Regions from separate parts of the Homo sapiens genome. Here region 2 is linked to region 1. The links are chromatin loops, found by intact Hi-C in ENCODE. Cell type or tissue: CD4-positive, alpha-beta T cell. All regions are shown on one strand. Each heading gives the region's core, and the rest is flanking DNA. Links, peaks and the distances in the headings are about the cores only.

What was found. Hi-C counts contacts between places; a loop is a spot of excess contacts. Peaks named below come from ENCODE experiments on the same cell type or tissue, not always from the same donor. Only the 100,000 strongest peaks of a DNase experiment are listed, where the experiment ranks them.
Region 2: a loop joins it to region 1, with 4 times the contacts of the local background. A loop is called at or near these places in 1 of 110 quality-filtered maps.

What each region holds. Positions count from the first base shown.
Region 1 is chr2:177,410,107-177,421,695 of GRCh38, forward strand. It overlaps AGPS (alkylglycerone phosphate synthase), which reads left to right. Exons shown (of 20, transcript NM_003659.4): 2 at 10,163-10,252. Among named protein-coding and RNA genes, the nearest start is that of AGPS, 23 kb to the left of the region's middle. RefSeq lists a silencer at 928-1,093. In CD4-positive, alpha-beta T cell, for the core only: a CTCF peak has its summit at 6,245 (motif pointing left); a DNase peak (open chromatin) is centred at 6,245.
Region 2 is chr2:176,820,784-176,830,219 of GRCh38, forward strand. No RefSeq gene overlaps it. Among named protein-coding and RNA genes, the nearest start is that of LINC01117, 190 kb to the left of the region's middle. In CD4-positive, alpha-beta T cell, for the core only: no CTCF peak of the experiment used is centred there; a DNase peak (open chromatin) is centred at 5,768.

The DNA.
Region 1 (11,589 bases), core at 3,967-8,966:
CATGAGGGTCCCCATTCTGTTTCTCCTGCCGAGTACTGCAGCTTGGTTTCCCGGAGGGGATTACCCCATACTAGGGGTCCTTCTGTAAGCATTTCTAATGGAGGGTCCTGCCTTGCGGCTCTTTTGGCTTCAATATCCGCTTGGCAGTTCACTTCTATTTCCCTTTCGTTTCCTTTCTGATGACCCTGGCAGCATAAGACTGCCACCTCTTGAGGTTTCTGTACAGCCAGTAGTAATCTCCTAAAGGCTTCCTGATGTTTGATAGGTGTTCCCTCGGAAGTTAGGAATTCCCTTTCTCTCCATATTGCTGCGTGGGCATGGAGGACTAGGTAAGCATGCCTAGAGTCTGTGTATATATTTACCCTTTTTCCTTCTCCTAATTCTAGTGTATAATGGCCCCTCCTTTTGCTAGAATGTCTCTCCCTAACAAAGGAGTGGGGCTTTCAAGCATAATTAGAAAGCCATGTGAAAAGAGTAAAGTTCCCCAGTCACAACTTAGTGGCTGGGAGAAGTATTTAGTGACTGCCTGTCTTAGGACCCCTCAGATAATGACAGATCTGGAGGACAGTTGTCCGGGACAGGGAGAGTAAGACTGAGAAGGCCACACCAGTGTCCAGGAGACAGTTAACCTCCTGGCCCTCAATGGTCAAGCATACCCGGGGCTCTGTGAGGGTGACGGCATGGGCTGGCGCTTACCCCAGGCACCCTCAGTCCTGCTGCTGGATCATCTGGTTAGTGGCTTCTGACTCAGAGATCCTTCATCCCCTGGGGCAGTGGGCCTTCCAGTGATTCCCTTGACATAAGGGGCATGGACGAGGGGGTAGCTTATTTCTATTCGGACAATCTTTTTTAAAGTGTCCTTGTAGGCCGCACTGGAAGCAAGCCCTATTAGGCATTCAACTTGCCCAGCCTTTCGGTGTTCCAGAGCCTCAAAGTCCGCTTACCTGAGGGCCATGACTAAAGCGGTGACCTTTTTCTTAACTTGTTTGTCCCTTTCTGCCTGCTCTTTCTGATCTCTATTATAAAAAAACTGAGGTTGCCAAGTTCAGTAGGGTTTCTAAGTTTTGCTGCAGGCCTAAGGCGGACTTTTGAATTTTTTCTAATGTCTGCAACTGACTGAATAATAAACTTACCCTTTAAGATTAGTTGGCCTTCAATAGAGTCAGTTGACAGAGAGCTATGCTTCCTCAGTGCCTCCCTTAGTCTCTCCAGAAACGTGGTAGGATTTTCTTTCTTTCCCTGTGTTATAGTGGACAACACTGAATAATTTATAGGCTTCTTCCTAGTTTTCCTTAGTCCTTCTAGCACGCAAGTTAGTAAATGTCTGCAGCACCAATCTCCATGTTCTGATTCTGCATCCCAGTGAGGGTCTACACTGGGAACTGCCTGCTGGCCTGTGGGGAATTGTTCTTTCCTCTGTTGTCATCCTATCATTGACCTGACTGAGATACCAGAGATCGCCAAACTCTCAGGTTGCAGTTATGGCAGCACTTTTCTCATTTGGGGTTAGTGTCTGATCTAGCAGTAACATTATATTTTTCCATGTCAGATCAAAGGATTGTCCTAACCCTTGTAAAACATCAATATAGCCATCAGGGTTATCTGATAATTTACCTAGGTCTATTTTAATTTGTCTCTCTCTCTCTGTCTGTCTTTCCTCTCCTTGACTTACTCAATTTGCTTTTATCCTGTTCTATTATGTTGTTGTAGACCCATAGTACTGGGTCATCAGTTCTAAGGCCCTGGCCAAGGAGCCAAGGCTTGGAGATTGTATTGCAGAGGGATAAGCTGGGTAGAAATCGGGGGAGGAGAGCATCTTACACAATGGGAGAGCAGTCCTCCTAGCCATTTACAAACTTGGGGCCCTGGCAAGTTGGTGGGGAACAGGTCCCACATAACGGTCGAGAGCTGTGTGGCTAAATTGGGAGGGACACGAGGGACAAGACTCACTGGGTTGATAGCCTAGATGCCTAAGGACACAGCATAGAGCTTCATTAGATCCCTTTGGAGATACAACTTGCTCCAATACGTGGGAAAGGAAATGAAAGTCTGAACCATTAGTATCTAGGAGGCAGGGATCAGAGGAAGTAGATTCAGAGGTAAGGAGAATTTTGGGGCTACACTTTCAAGAAAGTCATGGTCAGGACCCAGGAGGTATGGGTCAGAAGGAAAGGTGGGGTGCACGCATGGGTGACTGTTGAGTAGAGACTTCTGGCTGTACCATGATGTCAACCGGCTAATGCTGGGAGTTCGGGACGACAGCTTTCTGCCTCTAGTTGGCCCTTGGCTTCCCCAGGAAAATTGAAAGCGCAAGCTGGTTCCAGGCAGATCAATGCTCCCAACCCAGAAGGTTTGGGGGTTGTTAGAAAGCCTTTTCCCAGATAGCCTCACATCTGAGTCTTAAGTCTGGCAGCCACGCTAATCGTTTTTTTAACTGGCCGACAAGCACCCTGTATTTTCCTCTGATTCTAAGGAAGGATAGCAAGCGAAAGTAGTCCAATATTACTCACCGCTTTGGAGAGTCCCTTCGTGGTTGCCAAAATGTTACCAGGGTGTCCTTGCTCCTAGAGCTCCCAAGATGTTGGCGGCCACTTCCAAGATGGCAGCAAGCCTCTTGTTCTCTGACCTGGGGTTCTTGGCCTCACGGATTCCAAGGAATGGAATCTTGGGCCATGTGGTGAGTGTTATAGCTCTATTAGAAGCCATGGGTCATGGAACAGAACCGTGGAACCCAGCGACTAGTGTTCAGCTTGATTAGGATGAACTTGGGCACTTAGCTGTGCAGGAACAATGGCAAGCCTTTAGCCCGATCGGGAGTGGCAATGGGTGCCTCGCTGGATCAGGAGCACAGTGGACACCCTGCTGGATCTGGAGGGGTGGAAGTCAGCATCAGCGGCGGGTCTGCGATGGCGGCAAACAACAGTGGTGGATGGCAAGTGAAAGCACAGCTGGAGCCATAACAAACACAGACCAGAAGAGTATGCAGTTGCAAGATTTAATAGAGTGAAAACGGAGCTCCCATACAATGGGAGGGAACCCAAAGGGGGTTGCCCAACAATTACGGTTTACAACAAGAATACTGTGTACATTAAGCCGGTATGGATTTCAGTCTTGGTATTTTTAGGGTCATGCCAAGGGTATTGTTGGTCTGTCCCCAAAGGACAGCAGGGGAAGGGAACTTAGGCTTGGTTTCAATGCTAAAATGGCATATAGATTTTTGGAGACATTTGTATTTTCTTTGTCTGTGTTCAGTTTTGTAGTTTCTACAGAAATGCAAGGCTCTACCAGAAATGGCTTTGGTCACTTATGGATTGGTCAGTATAATAAGCTTGTGATACAATTCCTTTTTTAATTACTAACAAGCATGGAGTGAGCAATGAAAGTGAATTGGCATTTTCCCAGTTGGTGGTAGAGACAGTCTGGGGTTGGTTGCCAAAATTGCCATATTGGGTAGATTACAAGTGGACAATGAAGGGAAAAACCATGAAATTTAAAGTACAGTCCAGGGAACACAAGAGTCCAAGTGAAGGATATATCCTTTTCTCTTTGTCCTTTGCTATGACAACCTCCTGATGCAGATTTGGATTGTTTTCCTCATTACGTAGATCAACACCTGAGGGTAAAGGGTAGGATGGTTGTTTCTTTCCAGGCTTCCAGAATGGCAGGTACCAAGCTTGTGTGAGTGGATATGTGGGTACACACCTGCCCTTACCACAAAATATTTGTAACATACACTACTAAATGTATGAATGACTAATAGTGTGTATTTCCATTTTCAAATGCGTCATTCAAACAGTAACAAGTTTCTAATTGGTAGATTATGGTGTAGTGTGTGAGAGAAGTGTGGGAGTAAAGAATGGCACCCCAAGAACCTGAAGTGATTAGTGACTGCCCAGAGTATTCTGTCAATGTGAGGTAAAGCTGGTCTTGCCTTATTTGCCCTTCTTGCCCCCCGCCCCTTTCCTGTGCCTCTGTTTAGAATTTTTCCCCTTTATACCTGTATATTACTTTTTCTTTCACTCATTTATTCATGATAAATGTAGTAGGAATTGGACCTTTGGGACGCAGTTTTTGAGCCTTGAATTCAAGTTTTAAAAGGTTTCTTTCTTTTCTTTTTTTTGAGACAGGACCTCACTCTGTCACCCAGGCTGGAGTGCAGTGGCAATCATGGCTCACTGCAACCTTGAACTCTTGAGCTCAAGGGATCCTTCTGCCTTGGCCTTGTAGTAGCTGGGATTACAGGCTTGCACCACCACACCTGGCTTTTATTTTATTTTATTTTTGAGAATTAGGGGTCCCGCTGTATTGCTCAGGCTTATTTTGAACTTCAAGGCTCAAGTTATCCTCCCACCTTGGCCTCCCAAAGTGGTGGGATTACAGGTCATTGTGCTTGGCCTTAAAAAGTTTTTTAGAGTGCTAGTTTCTTGTGGACTATAAAAAGTTGACTGTAGGTAGTTAAATGTATATTTGGTTTACCATATAGTTGAAGCTGTTTAATTCATAATGGAATTCTATCATTCAAAAAAATTTGTAGCTATTGCTAAGAAGCCCAATAGATTTTATAATAAACCATCATGAAAGTTCTGTGTATATATGGAAGAAAGAATTATTTTCTCAGAACAGAGAGAAACTGCACTGAGATTCAAAGGCTGAGCAGCGTATTTGCCTCAGGTTCAGAGAGTTGTGGTAACATACATTTTTAATGTATGGTATTTGTGTGAGGCCTCTAATTTTCCTCCATCTCTGATTACTAATTTCATCTGCCTATCCCATGGGTGCCTATGAAGGTTCGTGTGTGTGTGTGTGTGTGTGTGTATAATGTATATAATATACATATATGATGAATGCATTATAAATAATATATCTGGATATATTATATATAATATTTTGTGTTTTGTGAAATATGCAGTGTTATTTAGTGTGTATATTTTTAATTCCCTTAAATGCTGTTTTACTATGGATTTTATTGTTTCTCCTTTGTGTTTACCACTGTTTTAAACATTTCATCGTGTTTCTATATGCATATCTATTCAACTTACTGCTTTTGATTGCTGCATTAATATTTCATGGAATGCATTTTCCACATTACTTACCTGCTTCTCTAGTGATGCCTCCAGCTACTCTTACAAACAATGCTCCAGGGAATATATCAAATGTGTTCCCTTATGGAATTGTATATGAATTTCCTATGCAATATATACCCAGGAGTTGTATAGTTGGGTCATAGAATTGGCATTACCTATGAAAGCTTACTACATGATTGCTCTGTGGAGTGGCTTACCAGTATGCATGTGGATTCCTTTTCTTCATGTTCTTGTTAACAACTTTCTGTGTTCTCAAATCTCATATTTAAGCCACTTTGCATTATCACACTGCTAAGAATTATCACATTGATTAATAACTTATTATATCACAGGGTCACATTTTTATTCTGGCAACTAGAGCTGAGAAACTTACAATGGGGATATTGAGGGAAGATTGAAATTCTTGTTGAAGTTTAAAGTGTTGCATGATAATGTTCAAGAAGGCTCACTGTCTAGAGGACACAGATTATACCTTGTTGACCCATCTAGAAACATGATCTTATCAGAGTCCTCAAGTTGATTACATTTAGATAGTCTGACTGCCCTCACCAGTTACCAAAGTTAATTAACAAGCCAATAAACTAATTCATGATGAAAAGTAAAACTGTAGATCCTTTTGGCCATTTCAGTTGTCCTTTTTTTTTTCTCTCTAGGAAATCACAATATTATCAGATGAAGGTAGCTTTGTGAGTTTTATATCAGGGCAAGAGGAAATATTGATCTGAAGAGTGAAGCATCTTTTATTAGAATTTTGATTATTGGAATTTTATCAGAAAAACTTTTATAAAAGTTATTAGATAGCTGAACTTTTACAGTTGTTAACCCAGAATGAAAGTAGCCAAAATCATTTTTTCCTTTTCCTTATTTTCTAGTGAAAAATATTATGACTATTATGATTAGAAATAGCAATGTAGAAACCATGCATATATATCAGGATGTTTGCAGTTTATTACTAGTAGAGGAATAGTAGTGTGACAACCAGTCTGTAAACAGAGACTTCAAAGTGAAAATTTCCCATTTTAAGAATAAAGAAACTCTTTATGGTTTTTATAATAGTAAGGCTAAATCTAAATATTTCACCTAAAGATTGTATAATAACAGCCCTGAAAAATGCAAAATGCTGAATATGTACATCATGTACATATCATGGGAGAATACTGCCACCTTGTGCATATAGGATGCTATTTTATGCCTCCATTTTCTTTTGTTACACCAGCTAATACTTGCTTTTTCAGTTTGGTACTGTGGTTAGATGTGTAAATGTGTAAAACATTTATTTTTTTATGCAGTAAAATCAAGCCAACTATTCTTTCGGCAGGAGGAGGGTTTTTTTTTGTTTTGTTTTGTTTTTTTGAGACGGAGTCTTGTTCTGTCACCCAGCCTGGAGTGCAGTGGTGTGATCTCGGCTCACTGCCACCTCCGCCTCCCAGGTTCAAGCGATTCTCCTGCCTCAGCCTCCTGAGCACCTGGGACTACAGGCATGCGCCACTACACCCAGCTAATTTTTTTTTTTAATTTGTAGTAGAGATGGGGTTTCACTATATTAGCCAGGATGGTCTTGATCTCCTGACCTTGTGATCTGCCCACCTTGGCCTCCCAAAGTGCTAGGATTACAGGTGTGAGCCACTGTGCCTGGCCCGGTCTTGTTTTTTGAAAGATGTTAAATTTGGTATAGTTAGCTCTAAGAATTGGAATGTCTGAGATCATACTGGTTAATTGACCTCTGGGGTTAGTTGAGAATTGGATTCTTTTATTTGAATCTTATGGAAAGTTGATGATTCTTTAATCATTCTTCATTTTAGTGCTTGCAGTACTTTGGGGTTATTCTGAATGGCAGAATTCATTACACTATCGGAAGTATAGGGAATTTGGCTTCTGACACAAACATATCCCTTGATTTTTAAATGTTTTCCTTCAGCTGAAGTGCAGAAGAATTACTACAACACAGGGTGAGCATCCTTAATTTGAAAATCTAAAATCCACAATGTTCCAACATTGGAAACTTTTTGAACACTGTCATGAGATAGTGATTCCTTTGCTTCCTGATAGTTCAGTGTATGCAAACTCTGTTTCATGCACAAAACCATTAAAAATATTGTATAAAATTACCTTCAGGCTATGTGATAAGATGTATATGAAACATAAATAAATTTTATGTTTAGACTTGGGTCCCATCCCCAAGAAATCTCATTGTGTATATGTAAATATTCCAGAATCTGAAAAATATCTGAAATCTGAAACACTTCTGGTCCCAAGCATTTTGGATAAAGGATACTCAATCTATAGTAACATGTAATAGTTTCTTGAAACAGTATTGATGTAAATCAAAAAATGAGTTCTTTCAAATATTCTGGTTATCTGACAGCCTGACTTAGATGGGTTTCAGATATTATTGCCTCTCTGAAGAGGAAGAATTATGAGACTGGAAGTCAGCCTTTGGATACTCACAACTAACTTAGCTGCGTGACCAGGGATGCTTCTCTGGGCAGTTTCTTTATCTGAAAAATGAGCAATTGAACTGGATGGGTTCTGAGGATCTTTTTAGTTTTCAAATTCTGTGACTATATAAAGTTTTACTCTAATTTTAAAATGTTATGCTGTAATACCGTTCAAAATACTTCTATGTATAAGAAGTTATTAAAAAATTTAATCATATAGTTATATTTAACTATCAGAGTATATACTAGTAATTTGGTGGGGATGGGGTTAGAATATGTGTACATAAAAGTTTAAAACTAGAAGCCTGGGAAATTTACCTGTTTTTTATTTAACACCTGGGGTACTTGAAGATATCAGAAGATTGGTTTGGGGGTAATCTAGATTTTAATTGTATATGATTTATGCATAATCCTGTTTTGGGTATAAATGCATTCCAAATGCCTACATTCAACTTCTGAGAAGACTCCAAAAGTTGATATAAATATGGTAAAGTCCATTTCATAAGCCCAATTTTATGACTGGGATGAAAAGAGAGAAAAAGGTACCTACAGTTGAAAATTTGGAAGTTCTTTAGAATATTACCCAACTTGAAAATTTAAGGCCAAAGACTCTTCAGGATGTAAATCCCTTCATTTTATAGTGTATAACAGCAGATCTTTCCTGCTATCTTGATTCATTTCCTCATGAAGTGCTAAGAATGAACCCATGTGACCAAGTTTAGCTTTTTACTTTGGGGCCATCTGGGGATAAGTTTTTAAATTCTAGGGATAATTTTAAGGAAAATGATTTTCGTTGTTAAGCTACATAAACATGCCAGATTCAACCTCTGTACTGAAATGATTTCCTTGTGCCTTGCCTTGAGATTTTTGCATTTATTTTGTGTAATACCAAATTACTATTTTGTAGAGAACAGAATTATAATAAATGTTGAAATTCACTAATAAAATGCAATCACATAAAATCTATGCATATTATAAGCCATTAAAGATGTTAATGTATTAAAATATACATTTATCCTTCTGATTATTGAAATATAAGAAAATACTAAGTAAATTATACTTCATAAAAGTGAAGATAATTTAATCATGAAAAAAAGCAAAGTGGAAAATATCCTAATCTGTTTTTAGAATGTGAAAATCTTATGGTTCAATCCCAAGTTTTGGCACCAAAAAAAAAAAAAGTAAAATCTTAAGAAAATGTGTGTGTCACTGGTAACATTAGTCGTGATGTTTCTCCATAGAGATTTTTCCAAAAGCTCCGTTCCAAAATCTCTCTCTGCAATGAGGTAGGAATGTTATGGGATTAGAAAAAATATTTGGTGTTAGTTTATAACTAATCTACAAATCCAGTCTCTGGATTGATACTCTTCAGATATTTTGAAGTTTTTGTAGAGGGACTGTAGCTTTTATTAATAGCAAATCATAGTTGTAAACAGAGCATTCCTAGTTTCTTTGTCTTAATTTTATGTATAGATGGAGATTTCAGCTCATAATTAATTACCTGTATCTGGCTTAGTTGTATTATGTTCATGTTCATTTGTTTGAAAAGCCTTTGAACTAGAACAAGAATTATGATTGTAATAAAAAAACTTGCTTGTCAGTTGTTATTTTCTTCTTTCTTGAGAATTACAGAGAATAAGAGAACACTTTCTAATGCGTGCATCTTTATTTTGAAATTTTAATGCAGCAAATAACTTTCAAGATAGAAAAGGGTTTTTGTTAAGTTATTTGCACCATAAACTGCATAGTTGAATTTGTAGTAAGAAGACTCACCACCAATTTATTTCAGTAGCCAAGATCAAACTAGGGTACTATGCCAAAACATGTAATAAAAAGTGATGCAATACTTCAGCATGATTGCTTTTTATGTTTTGTACAGGTCCAGACCTATCTATTCTTACATGATGTGCAAAATTGAATGATTCAACCATTGATTTTGATAAATAAGGATTTTTACAACTATGAAATATTGGTGTTTTGCAAATTAAAAATAGCATGTTATGAAATATTGGTATTTTGGAAATTAAAAATAGCATGTTATTTTGAAATATTGAAAGTGAGTATGGCCATTAACTGTTACAATATGTAGGTCAAGGTAGAGATTGGTAGCTATATGGAATTTGAAGAATTTAGAATGTAAACCCAGCACTGAGATTTTTAATCTACTTTATTGTGTCTACTACTAGTCAGTCTACTTGGTAAATTGGTCTTTTTTTAAAAATCGTAGCAGAAGGTTAATAATTATGATTTTTTTCTCATGTGTAAAACTTTGTTTCCTTAGTTTTAATTGCAAAGCTTTTTAGGTCATTCTACAGTGTAAACCCAATAACATGTACAAAATGAGACATTTATATTTTAAGCATATCTTCTTCCTTTTTGCAACTTTTTATTTCTTCCTTTGAATGCATTAAATTTATTGGTTGTAGCCCTCTGTGAAGCAGGTGCTGCTCATCAGAGTGATTCTATATTCAGAAATATTAGTATATGGACATTTTAATGTGTGCTAATTTTATTTAACCTTATACAATATTTGTGGGCATAAGGTATTTTAGATGATTGTGAGTTAATAATCAATGATATACTGTACAGTTTTAAGATGTTTAGCATTGGTCTCACTTATATATATTTTCTTCTCACTAGGCAAGAAGTTATGAAATGGAATGGATGGGGATATAATGATTCTAAATTCATCTTCAATAAGAAGGGCCAAATTGAATTGACTGGGAAAAGGTAACCCTGGTTTATTTCTTCTTTTGTTCCTCCTTTAATTCTTTCTTTCTATGAAAAATTTTAAACACACATGAAAATATAATGATTCCTCCTTGAGTTTAAACATTATCAACATTTTGCCATAACTGCTTTTTGTCTCCTGGTAATATTTCAAATTCTGATGTTGTCATGTCACCTCTAAATATATGTATTTGTGTGTGTGTATATATATATTATATGTCTTAAAAAATAAGGACCTAATATAACCAATTATATAATATTATATATCCAAAATAGCAAAAAATTTTTATTTAGTTATCCAGTTCATATTCACATTCTCCAGTTGTCTCACAAACATCTTTTATAGGTAGTTTATTTGTGTCAGGATCCAAATAATGTCTATAAGCCACCCACCACCCAATTCCCATGCCATTCAGTTTTTTGAAAGTAGCTTCATATTTAAATCTGGTAATTTACAAGGAGTGTGGGTTATTATGAAAGGTGAATGATTTTAGGTCTGTGTGAATATAAATAGTATTTTAAAAAATTAGCTTCTGAGATAAATTAGGAAAGAAGTGATAGGGAAAGATCAGTCATTTTTGTGATAGCTTTTCTATGTCTTAAATGTGGTTATTTGTTGATAAGAATTACAAAGCATATTGGTTCAATCATACCTCAGTAAAACTGGAAAAATATTAAAAAGAATTCTAAAGGATATTTGTGTTATTCCTGTTTGTTCTAGATATGGTCAGAATTGTAAAACGAGTTCTTTGTTGGTTTTAAGCAATACTGCCTTTGCCAAAGCTCTGTTTTTGGTTTGTCTGTTGAATTTTGATACATTTGAAAGGGCAGTGAGTACAAATATGTAATACTTAAATGCTGGAACCAAAAATAAAAAGAAACTGAGACTAAGTAAAAAATTGGATCAGATATATTATGAGTCTATTCCAGTATTGTACCCTGATTTAATATCTATTGGACATTACTATACTTAAGTTAATGTTTTTAAAACATGTGCTATATCAGTATATTAAAATATCAGCAAAGTAAGTTTCATTCCTTTGGAGAAGTTATTTATTTCCTTTTCATTGCAATGTATTAATAATTTTTCTATTTTTCTGACATTAATATTTTGTACCTAAAATAAAACCTCAGGAATAGTAATTTGAAAGTAATTTTAATGAAGTTCTGAAGATGTACATTTGACTTTTTTTTTAATTAGGAAAATAAATATTATCTGTGTTCTCATTCCCATCCTTAATTGTGACTGGGTAGCAAGCAATGGAGGCTTAGTTGAGAAATTGTGTAATTCAGGTAGAAGGGATTTCTGGTTAATATCAGATTTACCAGTGTTCTAA
Region 2 (9,436 bases), core at 3,633-8,632, 590 kb before region 1:
CCAGTAAATCATTATAAATGCATTATAATAAAGATGTTATGAGCTATCAGATATTAACCCCCAACCCCTAAAGAGAGATAAATAGTCCAGTTGCATGATTCCCACTTTTGTTTCATAAGAAATAAGCTTTTGCAAAGAGCAACTGACTAATGAATTATAAAATGGTGTGTTGAGCTCAGATAATTAAACAATGCATTTTAGTGTCTAGTGCAGGATGAACACTAAATCATACACAAATAAAAAAGGTAAAAATCTGAGCCCCATGCCTAACTCCTATTTTTGAATAACATTAATGTTGGTCTACAGTCCAAAAATGCTTCAACTATTTTCTTATCTGATTAGAGAGGCATATCAAGTATAAGATCAAGGCACAGTAGGCAAACTAAACCAACAGTCAGAACAAAAACTGTGAAGGTGCTAATTTCAGATAAGCCCACAAGGTTATTTTAATGGAGATTTTACATGGAGATTGCTTTTTCCCCCAAAGTGTTAATGGGACAAAAGTCTAGAAGGACCTGGAAGTTTTCAGGTTTCCTTATACTTTATATTTTCTCTGAACTCATAATAAAGCATATTAGTGGGAATGGGATCTATGCTATTGGTGGTGGTCTTAGCCTTATAGTGTTGGAAAGATGAATACACATCCTAAAATCTTCTCTAGGTTGTGGAGGTGCAGGGATGAGGAGGGGTTGGTTTGGGTTTCAACCATTATCCTCCCCAGGTGGTGGTATCCTGCCCAGCAGGGCTTCATCTAGTGGTCAACCATGGAACACCATGACATTTTCACCAGTGGCCCTCAGACAGGGCTGGTTTGCCATTGGCTGCCATTTCCTGGCATGTCGTAGATTTGCTGCGTGATTTGAAGCTGTGCTTCAGCACATCCTGAATGTGTTTTTTAGTCTTTCAGTATCTCAAAGACATGGTGTCCGCCTCAAGGTAGTCTCCTATTTCTTCGTCAAATAGCACATCATTAAGGACTGTGTGGCCAAAATTACAGATGGTCTTGGACTCTGTATGGGCAATGACCACCTGTGCTGGTAATCGAGGCTTCCCTGGAACACCTGGGAACATACCACACAGCCAGTCCTCTCCTGTGCTCCAGTCAAGCTTAACCTCACAGCCCGATACTCCCTCCACTTCCCTAGCTCCATGTGTTAGCCACTGCAGGTTAATTGATCTAAGGCTTATTTTCTTCAAATATAAAATGAAGATAATAATGCCTACCCAGAGGGTCATGTGAACATTAAATGAGATCAATTATGTAAAGATCTATCTATGCAGTGCCTTTCACAGAGTATGCCCACAAATAAATGTTACCTGTTTCATTTTAGTTATCTATGTTTAGCTATCTTTGTGTTTTTTCTATCCTGCTTCTTCTCGCTCCACTATACTCTTACATCCTAATTCTCTCTCTCTCTCATACACACATACTTTGCTGTGTCTAGCACAGTGCTTTGCTTGTGGCTCACACTCTACATGCTTGTTACCCTGAACTATTAACAAAAGCAGCTGCTAGTAACAGTTAATGTTTTCTGACCACCTACATGAGCCAGGCACTATGCTAAGTATCATCACTTCCTTTAATTCTCACAAGCTTATGAGACAAATACTATTTTAATTCTCATCTATCGGAAATTAAAGATTAAAGATGTTCTATAACTTGCCCAAGGTCACACAAGCTCTTAAGTGGATAGTCAAGATCCAAACTCAGAACCGGCCTGGATTTGAAATCTCAGTTCTTAACTATCACTGTGTCAGACTGATTTTGTTAGCTTTTTCCTCCTTTAGACTGGGCCCTATCAAGGGATCAGAGATAAGCATGTACCCACTCTCAGATGAGTGATCCCACGACCTCAAGTTTTGAAGTTCCAGGAAGTCCAGAAGTGTATGCTAACTCTAGTTTATAGCTGTTCAAAAGTCACTTGTCTAAAAACTTCAGGGACATTATGTAAAACCATCCAAAAAACATTATTGCACACCCCATAAAGTTAATTTCACTTTGCAAGAATGTGTTTGAGGGAGGTGATGCACTTGGCTATGTATTCAGGTTGGTGGCCACAATATATGGAGCTGTGCTGTCATCCTTGACACTCTGGCTTACTGGCAGCCTCGCTCCAACACACTGTCACAGGCGAGGGATGGCCTCCCAGTCTTGACTCAGAACACTTAAGCTTCCTAATGGTCCAAGTCTCACAAACCACACACCTCCCTTAATTAAAAAAGTAAATTAAAAGGAGTATTTCAACTTAGGGATGAATTATCTTAGTAATTTAAGATTGACATTTTATTGGATAAAAGGACATGTATGAGTTTATTTTAAAATACTGCCTTCATGAACAAGAGACCACAGAAAAGATTATCCTGAGGTTGCAAGGCGTTTGTAGAGCCAGAGGACACCCTTGCAAAACAGCCACTGTGAGAGGCCAGTTGCTGCAAATCACAGGTCAGCCACTTCTACACTTGTCCTTCAAGCACATCAGCCGGACATTTGGAGTTTTCTATAGTCTTCATTTCAAACTCGATCATCCTGAGTGTTGTGGTGGACACTACTAGTGTCACAAAGAGTCCAGCACCCTCTCCTTCCAGGTATATAAACGGTGCATTGCTGGGCTCCTTTGCAGTTGGATAGGTCAGGTAATTTGTCTGTTGTGAAGAGTTACTATGTTTCACTTCTAAGCCGAAGCATTTGATTGTCAATGGAATACCCTCCAGCTCTCTCCTTCCCTGCAGAAGTAATCTTGGAAGCATGTGTTGAGATGACAGAGTTCCCAATAGCCTAGATTCCTGAATGACTTAGTGGAGCTGAGTCCTCCACAGGTCCATGTTGGACATGCACAATCAGTGAGAATAAACTTTTGTTGGATTAAGTCACCGATGTTTGGAGACTGTTCATTACCACAACAAAATGTAGCCAAATCCCGACTAATCCAGGAATTAACCTTTTGTTCAGAAAATACAGCCCTTCTAAGTCATAAACCCATATTCTCTTTCCAATAGCTTATTAAATGGTTTATGTATTTTCCATCTTTTTGATATACTCTCAGATGCCTAAAATTACCACAGTGACCTTGGATTGGACAAGGTAGTTGTTTGTCTTTTAGCCATTAATAAATATTGCTACTGTGGAATGAGTGAGGGAAACAGAAGAAGACAAGGTTGGCCTTTTGAAAATAATATGGCATCATGTAACGATGAAAAAGAGAAAAAATACAGAAAAAAGAGAAAACAAGAGAAAAATGAAAAACAAGTCTATAAGAGAGAAAAGTAGAGAAAAACAAAACAATAGAAATGCTGGGCAATTTGTTTCAGATTCACTATAACCAACTGCTTGTTGTTGGGTTCTGCTCTAGAAGGCATCTCTCAGGATGCCTTTGACCCTCAGCACCTTTTTGTGTATGTGCCTAGCATACTGAGGTGCTCAATAAATGTTGATTGAAAGGGTAAATAAAGGAATAAATTTCCATTTTATAATCTTGGAAGCATATATTACTTTAAACGGCCTATGACTATGAATGGACATTCCATTGCACATTGAAAGGCAGTACAACAAGTGAGAAGGGAAGTAGAAATATATGAGTTTGAATAGCTCTTCATAACCTTTAAACCTGAGTCCTTGCAAAGAGCAACTATGAGGTCAGAGCAATAATTCTTTGTCCTAAAAACAGGACACCACTGATAACTCAGAGCCGTCTGTTGAAGAAAGTGTTTCAAATAAACTGGTTAGCAATGCCCTTGTTTTGTTTGCCTCTGGATGGGAAGAACTAGGAGTGCAATCAGCACCGAGGTGTCTATAGTCTTGATGTGGTGGGAGATGAAAGTAGGGGAACTGAATAATGTATTTTTTCAAAACCTTGAATGGAGCGAGAAATACTGATAAAAAGGAAGAGTTGTGAGTCATTCTTCTGCTGATGCCAACTGGGAAGCTCCAGTAGTATATTCCCCTGGTGATGAAGTAATTCACTTTTTCTGAGATTAACATTCTGTAGTAAGGCTGTTCCTCATACAAGGTTGCTCACAGGTAAAGTTAATAAAAGGCAGAGTCTAAGAATTCATAAGGAAGTTTGCCTTTCCATGGGGAGAAAGCATGCAATCAGGGTCTCTAGTCTGTGTGCACACGTGTGTGTGCGCGTGTGTGTGTGCGCGCGCGCACTCATATGCACAGCTCAGATGTCCAGGACTTGAGATGAGAATGGAAAGCACCGAATAAGAAGAAAGCTGCCACACAGTAGGCTGAAGGAGAATGACTACAACCTTTAGGCTGAAAAAAAAAAAACACTACATGCTGGCGTGTATCCTTGTGGATATGTGGAAACACAACAAAAATATTGGTCCATCCTGGCTGCAGTTTTAAAGGAAAGGAAGATCTCCTGGCATCAACATCTCTTGGAGATGAACACACTATACATGCAAGTTCAAATCTATCATCTTCCACCAGTCAACCCAAGCTACATTCCCCTTCCATTTATTATCAAAGGAATAAGCACTTTTGTTTCCCAGGCTTAACTCCTCAAAATCATGAGCTTTTCTTCCCTACCTTTCCCTTCATTCGAACTCTTTCCTTTCAAAATGTTTATAGAATTCATTCTTATCCTCTCCCTGCCTGGGGGGTTTATCTAGCTAGTCTAAATTCTAGATCATTGCCTTTCTATAGGAAATATAAAACACACAAATAATGAAATACCCATAATCCAAGGCAGAAATCATGAGTGTTATAGTAACAATGGCCTCAAGAGCTAGACTGCCCAGGCAGCTCATATTTCATACAGTTTTACTATTTTAAATAAAATCAATTTGAAAAAATCATTATGTTGAAGAATAAAAATGTTTAAATATTACCTGATTTTTTTTTCTCATTTCTTTTTTCCCTTTTGACCTTCCTCCTTCCCCATGCAAGAAGCTGGACATGTCTCTGCTATTTAACTCAAGGAAGGAATAAGACAGTATTAAAGAGAAGAATTCTTTCCCTGACTTGCATATTTCCAAAGCCGAGCCCCTCAGGGATATAAAGACTTAAGGTAGAGGCAAAAGATTTGGGAAAAAATAACGTGAATTTAAGGTAGGCTTTACCCTTCTACCTCTTACCAAAGAAAAGATTCCCAGGATTGATGGAAGGGGATATTTGGAAGGAAGCAATGGGAACAGAGATGTTGGTGGGCTTAGGTCCCCAAAAATAAGAACCTGGGTCCTGTCCACCAGTTTTAGATGTGGGAAGGTGGCAAACCCCCCATAGTAGTTTATGGGCATAGAGATAAAGGAAGCAAAGTTTAGTAAATTGGCTCTGGAGGTTGATTTGGCATCATTTGGTAAAATTGAAACATTGGAAAAATTTTTACACATATACATAAAAAGCTTTGTACAAAAATGTTTATTCCAGCATTACTTTTAGTGGAAGAAAGCTTCCCAACAACCTAAATATCCATTAATAGAAGAGGGAATAAATAAAATGTGAAATATGTTGACTGTAGACTATTGTGTAGCAAAAAAAAAATGGTTAAAATAATAGAAGACAGTACAGAAGAATTTAGATCTTAGAATCCAACTGTCTTGAGAGTTAAAGCCTCAAGAGTTAAACTTTAAGTGCCTCATTTTACAGATGAGAAGGAATGGGGGACCTGAAGGCTAAGTGATTTCTTGAAAGCAGGCTGTTGTTTCGACTTCCAACCTGGCCTTTCATCCATGATGTCATTAGATGCCCCAAGCTACCTGGTATAGTTCAGTCTATTCCAGGAAGCAGAACATCATCCCCTCTGATCTCTCTATTAGTCTAGCACAGAAGAACAAAAAGAGGAGGGGAAAGGGGAAGAAAAAAAAGGTTGCCCTTGTTCTTGAGGTCACAGTTCAGATGAAGAACAGAATCATAATATGAAACCATAAAAGCCACTTAAGTGACACAGTTCTCTTATTTCCCACATTCACAGCTTAAGAAGTCTTTTGATCATCTCCGGATCTCCATTTTCTTACTAGCAAAACAAGGGGTTCAGCTAGAAAGAACGACCATCGACTCCTTAAGTTCAAACTAGTCTCCTTGTAACGAATCTAACTTTTAGCTATGGAATCTAAGCTGTCTCGATTTCACGGTTGAAATCTACACTCACAAAATATTTCATACACTTTCCCCAAATCTCTTGTCTATACTCTAACAGTTCCTTCTGACTGGTGAAACCTAGAGACCGTATCTGATGCTTCTTTGCCAATATAATGTTTAATTCTCAGCACTCTGATAAACTTGTAGGAAGAATTTTCTGCCTTTGTTTTAAAGATAGGCACTACATTAAAATCTCAATACTAAATGGCAATCCAGGCACTTATTTTTTCAAGACTGAGATCCCAATGTCAGCGAAACGGCTTTGGCTTCATCACTTTGCAAGCCTGAGGTGGGAGTGGACATCTCCACCTGCCAGCGCTTATCTCTCGGCATGGTCTGATGGGCCGAATGGGAGTGGGAGTCAGGAACTCCACGGTAAGTACTAATTGTGTGACTGATTTGGGGCTGTGACATCAGAGAAAACTGTTCCACTTCAGGCTTCTTGTGCAAAGGAGGAGAAAATTGTAAAGAGAAAATTTCTCTGAAAAGTACATCATGCTCCAGAGGCCAAATGTGACAGTCATTAAGGAAGCAAGAGGAGATGGCTTCTTCCCCAGCCATGACGGGATCACTCATGGTATCCCCACCCACGCTGCCAGTGTGTCACAGCTCAGCCACAGAAACACAGCAACTTTCATGCAAATGGCTCAAATTCACTTTTCACATTTAAAGTAACACATTTTGTAATTATTAATGGTTAATTCCTGTGACCACCCATGAGTGAAGGGCATTTCCGTCTCCCACATCTTTAATGGCAAATAATTAATGATGTGTTAGAAATTAACAACAATTAACAGTGCATAAGAACAATGGCAGAAGGTCAGAGACTCTGAAGAAATGCAACGTTTAGCTTCTCGGGCAGAATCTGGCAGTCTCAAGGAGGGAGACTCCAGGCAGAAATGTTTCCCTCAGATACAAATACACCTCAACTCTTGCTCCAGAACATGGGCCCAAATACAATCACTTTTTAAGACTAAGTATGTTGAAGGAAATAAACAACTACCCAGCACTTCTATTAAGCTTATTAGTTTTGCTAAACAAGCAAAATGGTATAACATATTAAATTTTTAGCTTAGTATTAATGAGCATTGCCTGAAATATAGAACAAATTTCTGATTTAGCAATTACATGATCATTTTAGAATGTAGTAGGGTCTAGTGAATTTCTAGAAAGAACTCTGAGTAACATGTAGATATAAATCACTTATAGAAACTGTATGTGTATATCATATTTTTGTGTTTATAGGATCTCTGCAAGTATTATTGCTGTATATAGGCAAGTTTAATAAATTGCCTTAACTTTACCTACATGATAGATAAGTGGCAGATAATATTACTATTGGAGTGTTGAATTTCCCAGCCTTGCTCTATGCACTTTTATCCTATTTTCCAAAACAAAACAAAACAAAAAAAAAAACAAAAAACAAAAAAACAAAACAGAAGTCCTTGGGCCAAAGTCTTATATGTCTCAATGTTGAAAATAAAGTCAGAGAAAGTGAGTCAAGCTCAAATACACAAACTGATGATCTAACCAAGGATATCCACCAAGGGTATCCTACTATAGAACAGGCATGAGATATATATATTCTGCTTCCACCCACAAAGTAATTATAATTATAATTATATTACCTGTAATTATAAACATAATTAATTATATTCCTGCAGCACTTTAGAGCTTACAAAGTGCATTCACATACATTAATTATTTAACCTCATCTGCACCTGGGAGGCAGGCATAGCCGAAAACCCACAGAATAAAACCACCGGCTTCATATTGAACCCAGATCTATTGCTTCCAGGTGGCCACTTCCTTCTTTCCATCTTGTGATTATCCCCTTAAACCAAGCATGTTCTGAAAATGGGGGGAGAATCCATTTTCTAGAAGCAATGATATTTCTAGCTTCTTGGTCAAGCAACTTCCAAACCAGGAAAAGTGATTTTCAGGGAAGGAAGAGCCCAAAATTTGTGGGGAGGAAGCACCAATCACAACTACCTCAAGGCTCTGGTTTGGCTCGGGCGCACAGGAGCAGTTGGTGGGGCCTGAGCCTCACCTCTGTCCACGTTTTCATAGGCAAGAGTAATTCAAAGAATGACAGACTTTTGGAGGTAGAACAGAAACATGTCCTGCACATTAGGAAGTGTGCCTTGCTGAAAATGCAAAGAGAGCCCAAACTCCACAGCAGCTTATGGAAGGAACGATCATGATGAGACCTTGCAGTTCAGCCCTTGTGCTTTGCAGGTTAGGGGATCAAATGTGCACTCCTCTGCCTGCTTTTCAAGGTTCCACACCCCCCTTCTCAAAACCCCCATATCATATTGGATATGTGGCACACAGCTGTCTAGCCCCATTTCCCATTGCACCTTAATATCCTAACCAGTCACCCTCGCACAACCGTGCAGCTCTCTGTTCCTGTTCCCATTCCTGGGCTCCTCATGTGCAGGCTCTTGCCTGCTGTTAGTGGATTCAAATCCCACCCAGCCTTCAAGGCCCAGCCCAAGGCCCACCTCCTTCCACCAGACATAAGGGAAAGTAGATTTTGGCCCTTCTAGGGAAGAACTTACAGTCTTCTCAGAGAAGAGATTTGTATTCAAGCAGCCATAGAAGTTGGAAGGTGTTCAGTGAGTAGCCCTAAAACGGAGCTCCTTAAGTATGGACCAGCAGATCAGTATCACCTGGGAACTCATTAGTAATGCAAATTTTGGGGTCCTGCCCTGGACTTACTGAATTAGGATCTCCAGGATCCGCTAAGGAGTCATTGGTTTAACAAGCCCTCCAGGTGAATCTGATGAATGCTAAAGTTGGAGAGCCCCTGCCTTAAAAGAAGTGAATTTGTGGGAAGTCAAAGGAGTAATTGACTTCCAGGGAAGTCTTCTAGAAGAAATTGGCTTTTGAGGTTTGGCCCTTTAAGACTGTTAAGATTCAGACACCTGGAGAGGAGTGGCAGGCATCCCAAGAGTAAAGACAATGTGAGCAGAGACCCAAATCCAGAAAGGCACAGGGGGTCTGGAAACAGCAAGGACTTCCATGTGGCCAGTGTCCAGGATGGCTGGAGAGGAGTTGCTGGCAGTCAAATTTCAAATAATAACAACAACAACTTGTATTGATCCCCTATGGTGTGCCATGAAGATTTCTAGATGCTTTATTTACAAGAATTCCTTTATTCTATTCCCATAACCCTATTAAAGAGAAAGTGTTATTAGATGATCCCCATTTAAAGATCAAGAAACTGGCAGGGCGCTGTGGCTCATGCCTGTAATCCCAGCACTTTGGGAGGCTGAGGCAGGCGGATCACTTGAGGCCAGGAGTTTGAAACCAGCTTGGCCAACATGGAGAAACCCTGTCTCTACGAAA